2 separate regions of the Homo sapiens genome follow, and region 1 is linked to region 2. The links are chromatin loops, found by intact Hi-C in ENCODE. Cell type or tissue: OCI-LY7. All regions are shown on one strand. Each heading gives the region's core, and the rest is flanking DNA. Links, peaks and the distances in the headings are about the cores only.

The links. Peaks named below come from ENCODE experiments on the same cell type or tissue, not always from the same donor. Only the 100,000 strongest peaks of a DNase experiment are listed, where the experiment ranks them.
Region 1: a loop joins it to region 2, with 2.3 times the contacts of the local background. A loop is called at or near these places in 4 of 110 quality-filtered maps.

The regions. Positions count from the first base shown.
Region 1 is chr17:67,746,954-67,753,998 of GRCh38, forward strand. No RefSeq gene overlaps it. Among named protein-coding and RNA genes, the nearest start is that of SNORA38B, 9.8 kb to the left of the region's middle. RefSeq lists silencers at 280-574, 6,060-6,354 and enhancers at 4,684-5,463, 5,464-6,243. In OCI-LY7, for the core only: no CTCF peak of the experiment used is centred there; a DNase peak (open chromatin) is centred at 3,998.
Region 2 is chr17:67,920,759-67,927,803 of GRCh38, forward strand. It overlaps BPTF (bromodomain PHD finger transcription factor), which reads left to right. Exons shown (of 28, transcript NM_182641.4): 14 at 2,082-2,232; 15 at 3,789-3,831. Among named protein-coding and RNA genes, the nearest start is that of C17orf58, 72 kb to the right of the region's middle. In OCI-LY7, for the core only: no CTCF peak of the experiment used is centred there; no DNase peak of the experiment used is centred there.

The DNA.
Region 1 (7,045 bases), core at 2,595-5,094, 170 kb before region 2:
ATTGTTCTTTAAACTGAAGTTCCATCTAGAAAATGACTTTTGACCGGGCGCGGTGGCTCACGGCTGTAATCCCAGCACTTTGGGAGCCTGAGGTGGGCAGATCACTTGAGGTCAGGAGTTCGAGACCAGCTTGGCCAACATAGTGGAACCCTGTCTCTACTAAAAATCCAAAAATTATCCGGGCCTGTTGGCGTGCGCCTGTAATTGCAGCTACTTGGGAGGCTGAGGCGGGAGAATCATTTAACCCAGGAGGTGGAGGTTGCAGTGAGCCAAGATCGTGCCATTGTACTCCAGCCTGGGTGACAAGAGTGAAACTCTGTCTCAAAAATAAAAAAAGGAAATGACTTCCTCTTATGAACCTTATCTGTTTTCCGAAGGAAATGTGGGCTAACGGGTTATTACTACTTAACATGCGGCATTTATTTGCTTTTTGCCTCCTTAGCCTTCTTTGTAATTGTTGGTGACATCATTATGGTTGAGTTCATTCTGGATCATATATCCAGTTCTTTTTTGAACAGTTTAATCTTAAAAAAAAATTGCAAGCAAAAACAACACCCATATACCCTTCATCTAAATTTACCAATTGGTAACATTTTATCATGTTTGCTTTGCTAATCTCTGTATTTTTTCTTTCGTTCCTAAACCACTGGAGAGTTATTTGCAGACATCCAGACACTTCAGCTTAATCCCATAAATACTTCAGCTTAATCCTCTAAAACAAGGGCATCTTCTGCATGACCACAATACAACGATCAAATTCAGAAAATTTATATTAATGGAGTATTGTTCTCTAGAGTGATTACAGTCTATATTCTGATTTCCACAGTTGTCCCAGTAATGTCTTTCATAGCTGAAGGAAGGAGGAGGGGATCTTTCTGGTAGTTGCACATTGTTGCCAAAATGAAATTCTTTTTTCTTGGAAGTATCTTCCCTCTAATTCCATACTTGCCAAGCAACTGACACTGATTTACTCTCCCAGAAACACAAATACCAGGATGGGGAGGCTCTATATGAGAGGTAATTACAGTTTCCTAAATTGGCATAATCCCTGTAAATTGACAAATTGAAATTCTTGTCTAAATTTAATTTCATGTGAACCTAATTATCCTTGGCTACTTTTCATCTCTGGATGAATTCATATGCTTTGGGTTGTCAGTGCCAAATTTGTTATGCTTTGTTTAATACGTTCAGACCACAGAGCTGACAGCATCTATTTCTTCTGGTTTGTTTGGTTATACACCAGGTAAGGGATAGTTAATATACAGATGTTTTATATTACTTCAAAATGAATTTGGACCAACAGGGCACAGTGGCTCATGCCTGTAATCCAAGCACTTCGGGAGGCTGAGGCAGGGAGATCACTTAAGCTCAGGAAATGTAACTACCACAGTAGTCGGGTAACATGGGGAGACCCTGTCTCTACAAAAATTTAAAAATTAGCTGGTTGTGTTGGTACGTGCCTGTAGTCCCAGCTACTTGGGCTGACATGAGATGATCGTTTGAGCCCAGGAGGTTGAGGCTATAGTGAGCCATGTTTGTGCCACTGTACTCCAGCTTGGGTAACAAAGCAAGACCCTGTCTCAAAAAACAAAAAAAAAGGAAAGAAGTAAAATAAACTTGGGCTTGCGCAGTGGCTTACACCTGTAATCCCAGCCCTTGGGAAGGCCGAGGCAGGCAGATCACTTGAGGCCAGAAATTCGAGACCAGCCTGGCCAACATGGCGAAACTCCATCTCTACAAAAAATACAAAAATTAGCTGGGCGTGGTGGCACATGCCTGTAATCTCAGCTACTCAGGAGGCTGAGCCACAAGAATTGCTTGAACCCGGGAAGCAGAGTTTGCAGTGAGCCGAGATAGCACCACTACATTCCAGCCTGGGCAACAAAGTGAGACTATCTCAATAAAATAAGATTCACTTAGAGAACAATAAACTTGAAGAAAATGTTCTTGGATTTGCATAGACCACATGCACCATTTCTTTACTTTACATTACTGGGTTGGACAATAGCTTATAATATGCAACAGCATACTCTACAGAATTCAGTTTGCACTATTTTCAAGTTTAGTGCATGATTCCCTTAGGAAAATCAGGAAGTTTAAGTCTTCTATTAGCTTTGGTATAGGCTTTTTATTTATGCATTGCCTCTTTCACAAAGAGACATGTACAATAAAATAGTATAATAAACCTAGGAAAGGTGGACACAAACACAAAACTGCAAAAAGTCAACAAAATTTTAGCTCACAGAGACTGATTATGTATTTTAAACTTGTGTAGGTTCCTTCTTTTTCTTTTTATTATAGACAACTCCAAACATAAAAAAAAAAAGAGTTTAACAAATACCATACATATCGCCCAGCTTCAACAGTTATCTTTTTTTTTTTTTTTTAACCAGGTCTCGGTTTGTAACCCAGGCTAAGGGTACCGTGGCGTGATCTCGGCTTATTGCAACCTCCACCTTCTGGGTTCAAGTGATTCTCATTCCTCAGCCTCTCAAGTGGTGGGGATTTCAGGCATGCACCACCATGTCCAGCTCATTTTTGTATTTTTAGTAGAGATGGGGTTTTGTCATATTGGCCAGGCTGGTCTCGAACTCCTGACAAGGTAATCTGCCTGCCTTGGACTCCCAAAGTGCTGAGATTACAGGTGTGAACCCCCATGCCCAGCCTCAGTTTCAATTTCTTTTTTTTTTTTTTTTTTTTTGAGACAAGAGTCTCACTCTGTTGCCCAGGCTGGAGTGCAGTGGCACGATCTTGGCTCACCACAACCTCCGCCTCCCAGGTTCAAGTGATTCTCCCACCTCAGCCTCCTGAGTAGCTGGGACTACAGGCGTGTGTCACCATGCCTGGCTAATTTTTGTATTTTTAATAGAGATGGAGTTTCACTATGTTGGCCAGGCTGGTCTCGAACTCCTGACCTCATGATCCACTCGCTTCGGCCTCCCAAAGTGCTGGGATTACAGGCGTGAGCCACCATGCCTGGCTGGTTTCAATTTTTGAACAAAGGAGATTAGTTCAAGGGAAGGACTATTATGGCCTCTGCATAAAAATAAGCAAAAGCACCAGCCTGGCCAACTTGGTGAAACCTCATCTCTACTAAAAATACAAAAATTTGCCGGTGTGGTGGTGGGCACCTGTAATCTCAGCTGCTCAGGAGGCTGAGGCAGGAGATCGCTTGAACATGGGAGGCAGAGGTTGCAGTGAGCTGAGATTCCGCCACTGCACTCCAGACTGGGTGACAGAGCAAGACTCTGTCTCAAAAAGAAAAAAAAAAAAAATGGAATGACCAAAAGCAACTTAGTCTGGTAGAAGCAAGATGGAGTCAGTTATGTCAGACTTCCATTACTACTATAATTTCTGCAAAGGCAATTTCAAAATCTATGGTGATTATGGTTAATAGATTATATACACGAAAATTGCTAAGAGAATAAATGTTGAGTATTCTACCACAGGCAAAAATAAGTATGTGAGGTAATATTTATGTTAATTAGCTTGATTTAGCCATTCCACAAGGTATATATATATCAAAAGATTATGTTGTACACCAAAAACAAAAAGGAAAAATTATTTTACTGGAAAACACATTGTGAATATTTTTTTCCTTCCATTAAAGCAAAAGTTGGCCAGGCATGGTGGCTCAGGCCTGTAATCACAGTACTTTGGGATGCCAAGGTGATAGCAGCAGGAGGCAGACAAACCCTAGGCAGACAGGGGCAGATCCCCAGTGAAACCCAAACTTCAAGCCAAAGACAGTTTAAAGCCTAGCTACAAGTCCTGGGTAAGTCCACAGACTGGATTGGGAAACTGTCTTCCTGTTTGGCACACTTTCCTCTGATTGATCCCCACCCTGCACCTGTTTTACATGTATATACCCTTCCCTAATTGGTGTATTACACTGTCGTGCCCACCTTTGAGTGGTGCCTTTGTTTTAGCCTTTTTTTGCTTACCCACAAACCAATCAGCACTCCCTATTCTGAGCACATAAAAGCCCCAGACCCAGCCACACTGAGTGAGAGACCACCTGACTTTGAGTAGGGGACCACCCTCACATCCCGTCTCTACTGAGAGCTGTTTTGTCACTCACTAAAATTCTTCTCCACCCTCGTCACCCTTTATTGTCAGTATAACCTCATTCTTCTTGGACAGGGGATAAGAACTTGGGACCCACCAAGCACGGGTACAAAGAAGGCTGTACACCCTCCACCAGTGGAGAGCAGCTGCCTCATGTGATGGGAAGCAGCAGCAGGGCCAAGCCAGCCCTGGAGCCTTGGGCCAGAGCAGGGCAACAGGACTGATGGTGTTGTTAACATGGCATTGTCCATCAGGCTGCGGACAAAGGGACTAAAAGAGCTAATTTGCATGCCGTAACACCCCCTCTGGGGCTTCAGGGTCATGGGCACCCCTGCCTGGGTGCCACCGTGTTCCCCTCCTCTGGATGCCAGAGTCCACCATGGGAGTCACTTGTGACATGCCTGGTCCAGCTACAAGCCCCACATGGAGCCCATTCCCCTGCCAGCACTTGGAACGGCCAGCCAGACCCCACACTCCCTCACTCACACACCCCGTCCTGCCAGGGGCTAAGCACACAGTAGTGGCAGCTATGGGACCTGCACTGGAGTGCAAGCCAGGTGCAGCCCAGCAGGCTGAGTAGACAGGGTGTCTCCTGCAGCAAGCCCAGGCCTGAGCAAGGCCTGGGCAGGGGAGTTGCCAGCTGGAAATCTCCAGCTGGCAAAGTGACTAAGAAAAATCCTGCATCAAAGGTGGGAGGATCTCTTGAGCACAGGAGTTTGAGACCAGCCTGGGTAACCCCGTCTCTACAAAAAATAAAAAATTAGCTGGTCCCAGTGGTGCCTACCTGTAGTCCCAGCCACTTGGGAGGCTGAGGTGGGAAGATGGCATGAGCCCAGGAGTTCCAGGCTGCAGAGAGTGGCATGCCACCACACTCCAGCCTGTGTGACAGAGTGAGAGCCTGTCTCAAAAAAAATAAAAGAGTTTGATTTCTTTGATGTTAAGTGTCCTCAATGAACAGGAGCCTGACCCACTTTGTTGGTTTTCTTTTCTTTTCTTTTTTTTTTTTTTGAGACAGTCTCGCTCTGTCACCATGCCAGAGTGTAGTGGCGCAATCTTGGCTCACTGCAGCCTCTGCCTCCCAGGTTCAAGCGATTCTCCTGCCTCAGCCTCCCGAGTAGCCAGGACTACAGGTGCATGCCACCATGCCCAGCTAATTTTTGTATTTTTTAGTAGAGATGGGGTTTCACCATGTTGGCCAGGATGGTCTCAATCTCTTGACCTCGTGATCCGCCCACCTCAGCCTTCCAAAATGCTGGGATTACAGGCATAAGCCACTGTGCCCAGCCCTGGTTTCCTTATTGAAAGGCAAAATTTCTTTTACTTACACAATGGGTGAGTGTTACCTTGTTGTTGGGCTGATTAACTGTAGCAGCAATAGAAATGCAAAGAGGTGTGTGGAATGGGGCTATGGGCTCTGAATATAGTCCTCTGTGGATGTCTTTGTGAATGCTGATTACTCATTCAAATGCAGAATATTCTGCTTTTTGCTAGGAGCCGAGAAGTAATAGATTTACAGACCTCTTATTCTTGGTCACCCTTGAGGGTGGAAATAGCTTTATTATAATGCATATAATTCAATACATATTCTCCTGGATTTAAACTCAATCTTCTGGCTAGTGATCCTTAAATTTTTATCTCTAGCTCTGACTTCCCCACTAATTCCTAAATTTGAATTTCCACTGCCTGATTAACATTTTTGATTAGATATCTCAAGCTTAATGTACTCAAAATGGAATTCTGGATTTTCCCCCCACTTTTTTTTTTTTTTTTTTTTTTTGAGACATAGTTTCGCTCCTGTTGCCCAGGCTGGAGTGCAATGGCATGATCTTGGCTCACCACAACCTCCGCCTCCCGGGTTCAAGAGATTCTCCTGCCTCATTCTCCTGGGTAGCTGGGATTACAGGCATGCACCACCACACCCAGCTAATTTTTGTATTTTTGGTAGAGATGGAGTTTCAGTATGTTGGCCAGGCTGGTCTTGAACTTCCGACCTCAGGTGATCCACCCACCTTAGCCTCCCAAAGTGCTGGGATTACAGGCGTGCGCCCCTGCGTCCGGCCAATTTTCCCCCACTTCTGTTCCCCTCCTCAATCCCACCTTGGACTTCCTGGGTACTTGGCACCTCACTTCTCGAATCCCTCATCCATCAGCAATTCCTGTGCACCTTCCCTGTGAGATATTTCCCAGGTGCAGCATGTCTGGTCCAGCTGCAAGCCCCACATGGAGTCCACTCCGGTGCTGGTGCTTGGAACGGCTGGTGCCCCATTCCCTGCTCCATTTCCACTGTGGCCACCGACCCGTTCTCCAGCATCTCTCGCCCTCCCCACTGCAGCAGCCCCCAACTGACTGCCTGCTTTCCCTCTGGCTTCTCTCCTATTAGAATATTCTTCTCACAGCAGATGATCCTAAAACATAAATCGTATCAGTTCACATGCCCTTTAAAAAGTTTCCTCATACTACTCTTAGCGGTGCATAAAGAAAGAAAAACAAACAAAAATTGAAAAACAAAAAAGTTCTGGCGAGGCATGGTGGGTCATGTCTGTAATCACAGCACTTTGGGAGGCTAAAGCAGGAGGATCCCTTGAGGCCAGAAGTTTATGACCAGCACGGGCAACATAGGGAGACCCCATCTCTACAAAAAATAAAGAAAGAAAAACTAAGGCTCGGCACACTGGCTCATGCCTATAATCCCAGCACTTTGGGAGGCCAGGGTGGACAGATCACCTGAGGCCAGGAGTTTGAGACCAGCCTGGCCGACATGGTAAAACCCCATCTCTACTAAAAATACAAAAAATTAGCTGGGCGTGATGGCGCAAACCTGTAGTCCCAGCTGCTTGAGAGGATGAGGCATGAGACTCACTTGAACCCTGGAGGCGGAGGTTGCAGTGAGCCGAGATTGCACCACTGCACTCCAGCCTGGGTGACAGAGTGAGACTCTGTCTAAAAAAATAAATAAATAAATAAATAAAAATTAATT
Region 2 (7,045 bases), core at 2,822-5,321:
TTTATAGATAATTATGAATGTCTACTTAGAAAATTCATGAGAATTAAAAGTATTAGCACTAATAGGAGTTCATTGTAGTATCCAGATTGAAAATATATAAATTCCATTTTATTTTATATAAACAATAAAAATATTTAGGAAAAAACCTAGTAAGAAATATATAAAAGGCCAGGTACAGTGGCTCACACCTGTAATTCCAGGACTTTGGGAGGCCGAGACAGGTGGATTACTTGAGTCCAGGAGTTCGAGCCCAGCCTAGACAATGTAGTGAAACCCTATCCCTACAAAACATACAAAAATTACAAAAATATTGGTAATGTGCATGCCTGTAATCCCAGCTACTCAGGAGGCTGAGGCCCGAGAATTGCTTGAGCCTGGGAAGTGGAGGTTGCAGTGAGCTGAGATCACACCACTGCACTCCAGTCTGGGTAACAGATTGAGAATCCGTGTCAAAAAAAAAAAAAAAAAAAAAAAAAAGAAATACAGGCCAGGCATGTGGCTCAAGCCTGTAGTCCCAGCACTTTGGGAGGCCGAGGCGGGCAGATCACTTGAGATCAGGAGTTTGAGACCAGCCTGGCCAACATAGCAAAACCCCATCTCTACTAAAAATACAAAAAATTAGCCAGGTGTGGTGGTACACACGTGTAGTCCCAGCTACTTGGGAGGGTGAGGCGGGAGAATCACTTATACCCAGGGGGCAGAAGTTGCAGTGAGCCAAGATTGTGCCACTGCATTCTAGCATGGGCAACAGAGTGAGACTCCATTTCCAAGTAAATAAATAAATAAATAAATAAATAAAAAGATAATGTCCTTAGATAGAAACGTAGTGTTTTTATAAAAGTTAGTTCTCCCCAAATGTATACAATTAATTTTTGAAACTTGATTAAATTAACTTGGGAGTTCTTCTTGGAGAATAACCTTTTTGAAAAGAGTACCAATGAAGTAATACCTGTTCCTAGTAGATGATAAATTTTAGCTTACTTAAAACAGCGGCCAGGTGCGGTGGCTTCCGCCTGTAATTCCAGCGCTTTGGGAGGCCAAGGCGGGTGGGTCATTTGAGGTCAGGAGTTCAAGACCAGCCTGGCCAACATGTTGAAACCCTGTCTCTTCTAAAAATACAGAAATTAGCGGGACATGGTATTACACACCTGTAGTCCCAGCTACTCGGGAGGCCGAGGCACGAGAATTGGTAAACCCAGGATGGGGGTGTTGCAGTGAGCCGAGATCACACCACTGTACTCCAGCCTGGGCAACAGAGCAAGACTCTGTCTCCAAAAAAAAAACAAAATCACAAGGTCGTCCTGGCACAGAAACAGCTCTGTTGATGGGCAGAGACACAGATGGGAGATGTACCTGGCAGGCCTTCAGTCTCCTTGACCCCACAGCCTTTGATGCAAACCACTGCAGTCCCCTAAAATCACTTCTCTTTGGCTTGTATCCCTTTGTACAATTCAGGTCCTGCTTTCATTTCTGTTTCCTTCTGCTGCTTCCTTGTGATTGAATATATGGGAAGGTTCAATGCTTGTCCCTCCCTGCTTTTTATTTTTTAAATCTTTTTATGAGGAGATTTTATCTATTCTTAGGTTTCACATCTCCACTTTATATTGGTAACTCTCAAATCCCCCTTCTCTGTGCGGTGATAGGGAAACACATGTTGTACACCCAAGTGTGAGAAGAACATGCTAGGCTTTTGTAGGAAGTTGAATTCATGTTGGGGTCCAGAGGATGAATTGACATTAGTCAGATGAGCGGTGGAGGCTTGGAATAGTGCTCCAGGTGGAAGAAACAGGTTGTATAAAGGCTCATAAGCCTTGTATTTTGGGGGTCAGCAAACCACAGCCCATGAGCCTTGGCCTACCCTGCTTTTATAAATGAAATTTGATTGGAACACAGCCACATTTACTCACTTACGTATTGTCTTTGGCTGCTTTCATGATACAAAGGCACAGCTGAGTAGCTGCAGCAGAGACCATCTGGCTATTTAAGAAGTTTGCCAACCACTTTTTCATGATAGAAGATGCCAGAAGTACTTTAATTTTAGAAGCAATATTGCTTAAAATATTCTGATTTCCTTTCCAAAGAAACGCCTACACCTCAGAGGAAAGGCCTTCGATCAAGTGCACTGCGGCCAAAGAGACCAGAAACGCCCAAGCAAACTGGCCCTGTTATTATTGAAACCTGGGTAGCAGAAGAAGAACTGGAATTGTGGGAGATCAGGGCATTTGCTGAGAGGTAAGGAAATGGTTAATACCTGGTCAGCTATTTGAAGATTTTATCACTTCAGAATCAATAAATTACTTTTTTTTTTTTTTTTTGAGACAGGATCTTGCTCTGTCACCCAGGCTGGAGTGCAGTGGCACAATCTTGGCTCACTGCAACCTCTGCCTCCCAGGCTCGAGTGATCCTCCCACCTCAGCCTCCCCGGTACCTAGGACTACAGGTGCATGCCACCACGCCCAGCTAATGTTTGTATTTTTTGTACAGAGATGGGGTTTTGCTATGTTGTTCAGGCTGATCTTGAACTCCTGGGCTCAAGCAATCCACCCAACTTGGCCTCCCAAAGTGCTGGGATTACAGGCATGAGCTACCCTGCCTGGGGTAAAAGAACACTTTAATCATTTATTCAGTGCAGTAAAGTCCTAGCTTGACTTTACTCCACCTTTGATTTTAAGTGCTAGCTGTAAATAGTTTAGTAAGGTCCTCTCTCTCTGTCTTTTTTTTTTTTTTTTTTTTTTTTTTTTTGAAGCAGAGTCTCGCTCTGTCAGCTAGGCTGGAGTGCAGTGGCATGATCTCGGCTCACTGCAACCTCTGCCTCCTGGGCTCAAGCAATTCTGCCTCAGCCTCCTGAGTAGCTGGGATTACGGGGGTGTGCCACCATGCCCGGCTGATTTTTGTATTTTTAGTAGAGACGGGGTTTCACCATGTTGGCCAGGCTGGTCTCGAACTCCTGACCTTGGGTAATCCACCTGCCTCAGCCTCCCAAAGTGCTGGGATTACAAGTGTGAGCCACCGCGCCCGGCCCTCTCTCTTATTTTTAATGTGTTGTCCATTTGTCGATTTCTAATGACCATAAATGTTTTATCTTTATTTTTTATTTTATTTTATTTTTGAGACAGTTTCACTCTGTCCCCCAGGCTGGAGTGCAGTGGCGCGATCTTGGCTTACTGCAACCTCCCAGATTCAAGCAATTCTCCTGCCTCAGCCTGCCAAGTAGCTGGGATTACAGGCATGTGCCACCACGCCTGGCTGTTTTTTTTTAAGACGGAGTCTCGCTCTGTCATCCAGGCTGGAGTGCAGTGGCACAATCTCGGCTCACTGCAAACTCCACCTCCCAGGTTCAAGCAGTTCTCCTGCCTCAGGCAGGTGGCCACCACCATGCCTGGCTAATTTTTTTGTATTTTTAGTAGAGATGGGTCGAACTCCTGATCTCAAGCAATCCACCTGCCTCGGCCTCCCAAAATGATGGGATTACAGGCATGAGCCACCGCACCCGGCCTGAGCCACTGTGCCCAGCTCCGACTAACTTTTGTATTTTTAGTAGAGACAGGGTTTCACCATGTTGGCCAGGCTGGTCTTGAACTCTTGACCTCAAGTGATCTGCCTGCCTTGGCCTCCCACAGTGCTGGGATTACAGGCATGAGCCACCTCGCACAACCAAATGTTTTATTTTTAAATTGAGATAATATCATACCTTTGTATGATGTGAAAATCAACCAGATTTCACTCTTATTAGATGCCAGATGCCTAACAGGCTAGTTTCTGATAAGTTTCTCCTTTTTTTCCTGCAGAGTGGAGAAAGAAAAGGCACAAGCAGTTGAGCAACAGGCTAAGGTTAGTGAACAGAAGAAGGCAGAGGACATCAAGGCCCAAATGGAGGCTCTTTCAAAACAAAAGCACTTGACCTCCCATCAGCAGGGGGAGTTGGTGCTGGTCCCACTTGACAACATACATACATTTTTTAGCCAAATTCATGCACACCCATGCACAGTAATGATACATTCTTGTGGGTTTTGGTGTTTATTTTTTTGAGACAGTGTCTTACTATCACCCAGGCTGGAGTAGATCACAGCTCACCGAGCCTCGACATCCCTGGTTCAAGCGGTCCTCAGCCTCCCTAGTAGTTGAGACTACAGGCACACACCACCATGCCCAGCTAATATTTGTATTTTTTGTAGTGATAGGGCTTCGCCGTGTTCCCCAGGCTGGTCTTAAACTCCTGGACTCAAGCGATCCACCTGCCTCAGCCTCCCAAAGTGCTGGGATTTTGGGTGTGAGCCATTGCACCCATCCAGGTTTTTTTTTTTTTTTTTTTTTTAAGTGTATCTCACGTCTATCTTATTGTCATTATTTGAAAACAGCTCTGTGGGTACACCAAGCTGTGGTTTTGTAAAAAGTATACATATTTGGAGGACATCTGAAATAAGATTTCTATTATTTATTATCTTTAGAGTTTCATAAGTAATTTCTGAAAATAATTTTTTCTTGTGAATTTCCAATCTGGAAAATTTCTGTAGTCTATGAAAAAGCAAAGTATGCTAAAACTCCATAAGAGTTTGTTGTAATTGATTATTATAAAGCTACTGATGGTTTCTTAGTGTTTTCATACTATAAATAATGTGCCATGGCCAGGCACAGTGGCTCATGCCTGTAGTCCCAGCATTTTGGAAGTCCAAGGCAGGAGGATCCCTTGAGTCCAGGGGTTTGAGACCAGCCTGGGCAACATAGGGAGACCCTGTCTCTAATAAAAGAAAAAAGCAAAATTTTAAAAATAAAAATACAATGTGCCATATGTGCCTAAACATTGAGGACCTGAATAAAAGATGATTACCACTTATTCCTATTGAGAAAATACTGTAAGAGTTTTTACCAACTTCAGTATATAAACATTGAGGATACAAGTGAGTAGATATATCTATATACAGTATTATTAACATAGTTATACATAACTATTTAAAAATCATATATAAACCAAATTATTTGTTTCAAACTAGTTTTCCCTTTCATTTTATAAAACATTTTTTCAAATTCTTGTGTATCTTTCAGTTTACTATAGGTCCTTATCTTCACTTACATCAAAGTTTGAGATGATAGCACTTTTGGATTCTATGTATGATGCTGTCTGTCACAGGAAACCAATCACTAAACCCAAATATCTATAACAACTGGCTAGTTGTATTGTTTTTTATTTTATTGGGTGTGTTTTCTCATCTCTGCAATGTAACCTAACATATTACTTTTTTTTTTTTTTTTTTTTTTTTTTTTTTGAGACAAGGTCTCACTCTCTTGCCCAGGCTGCTGGAGTGCAGTGGCACGATCATGGCTCACCACATTCTCAATCTCCTGGGCTCAAGCAATCTACCCACCTCAGCTTCCCAAGTAACTGGGACTACAGGCATGCACCACCGTGTCTGGCTGATTTTTGTGTTTTTTGTAGAGATAGGACTTTTGCCATATTGCCCAGGCTAGTCTTGAACTCCTGAGCTCAAGCGATCTGCCTACCAGGGCCTCCCAAAGTGCTGAGATAGCGAGCACCACTGCATTTGGCCCTAATATACTACTTTTTTTTTTTTTTTTTTTTTTTTTTGAGATGGAGTCTCACTCTGTCACCCAGGCTGGAGTGCAGTGGCGCGATCTCGGCTTACTGCAAGCTCCGCCTCCCGGGTTCACGCCATTCTCCTGCCTCAGCCTCCCGAGTAACTGTGACTATAGGCGCCCGCCACCACGCCTGGCTAATTTTTTGTATTTTTAGTAGAGACGGGGTTTCACTGTGTTAGCCAGGATGGTCTCGATCTCCTGACCTCGTGATCCGCCTGCCTTGGCCTCCCAAAGTGCTGGGATTACAGGCGTGAGCCACCGCACCCAGCCAGTATATTACTTTAAAAAATTTATTTAAGATGCTTATTTATGAATATAGCTAACACTTCAACTTTGAAGGCATATCCTCCTATAAATAAGTACTAATATATCTGTTCTATTTCTTTGCCTCCTTTTTTTTTAGAGATAGGGGCTTGCTCTGTTGCTGAGGCTGGAGTGTAGTGGTGAGATCATAGCTCATTGCAACTTTGAATTCCTGGCTTAAGGTGATCCTCCGGCCTCAGCCTCCTGAGTAGCTGGAGCTACAGAAACACTACCACACCCACCTTTGCCTCCCTCTTTTTTTTTTTCTTTCTTTTTTTAACTGATTTAATCAGATGATGTCTCTAAGAGTTGAAAACTAAGCTCTTTTTCTTCTGAGGAATGAGAAATTGTGTAAAGTACTTTATATTATATTCAGGTATATAGGATAGGTACAAAAGTAGTCCTAAAAAAATTGGACGTGATGTCATAGGTGAGCAGGAGGCTCACCTATGTCAAAGGCAGGAGATAGTGGTGCAGGATTGGAATTTGATTTTAGCAGACATCCCAACATCACCCTTAACTAGCTCTGTGGCCTTGGGCCAGTTACACAACCTCTCTAGTCTCCGTTTCCTCATCTTATAAGATAATGAAGGTAAAGCATCTGCCACCAGGTTTGAAATAAATTTCACCTGTTGTTTTACATGTGTGTGGTTATATTGTTACTTATCACACCACTGTTGATAAGCTGTTAGAAAAGTTTAGCAATCTATAATAAAAGATATACAGAATATCTTTAATACCTGTAGTTTTAAAGATTGTATTATACTACTCTGTATAGTATAAAGTATTTTTCTGTAAAAATATTTGAATGTATAATAGAAGAAGTCTAGAAAAACTTTTATAATTTTCAGCTTGCTTGATTGCAGGTTTGCCAACTTTAATAATAGTGTCATTAACTATTGACATGTTTTTATAGTTGGATAAATTAATATTACAGTGAAACAGAAACCTTTCACAGCTCCATTTGTTCTCAGCTCTGAATCTCACCGCTGAGCAGCATGGTGTTTCTGTCTCCAATAAGCTTACCCACATCTCTGTTGTTTTCAGTCTGAAACCTTGGATGTTTGTACAAGCCAGAAAAACTTGTTATAAAATTTTCTGCTATGAACAGCTTAGTACTTTTAATGTAATATATGTGGTATAGAGA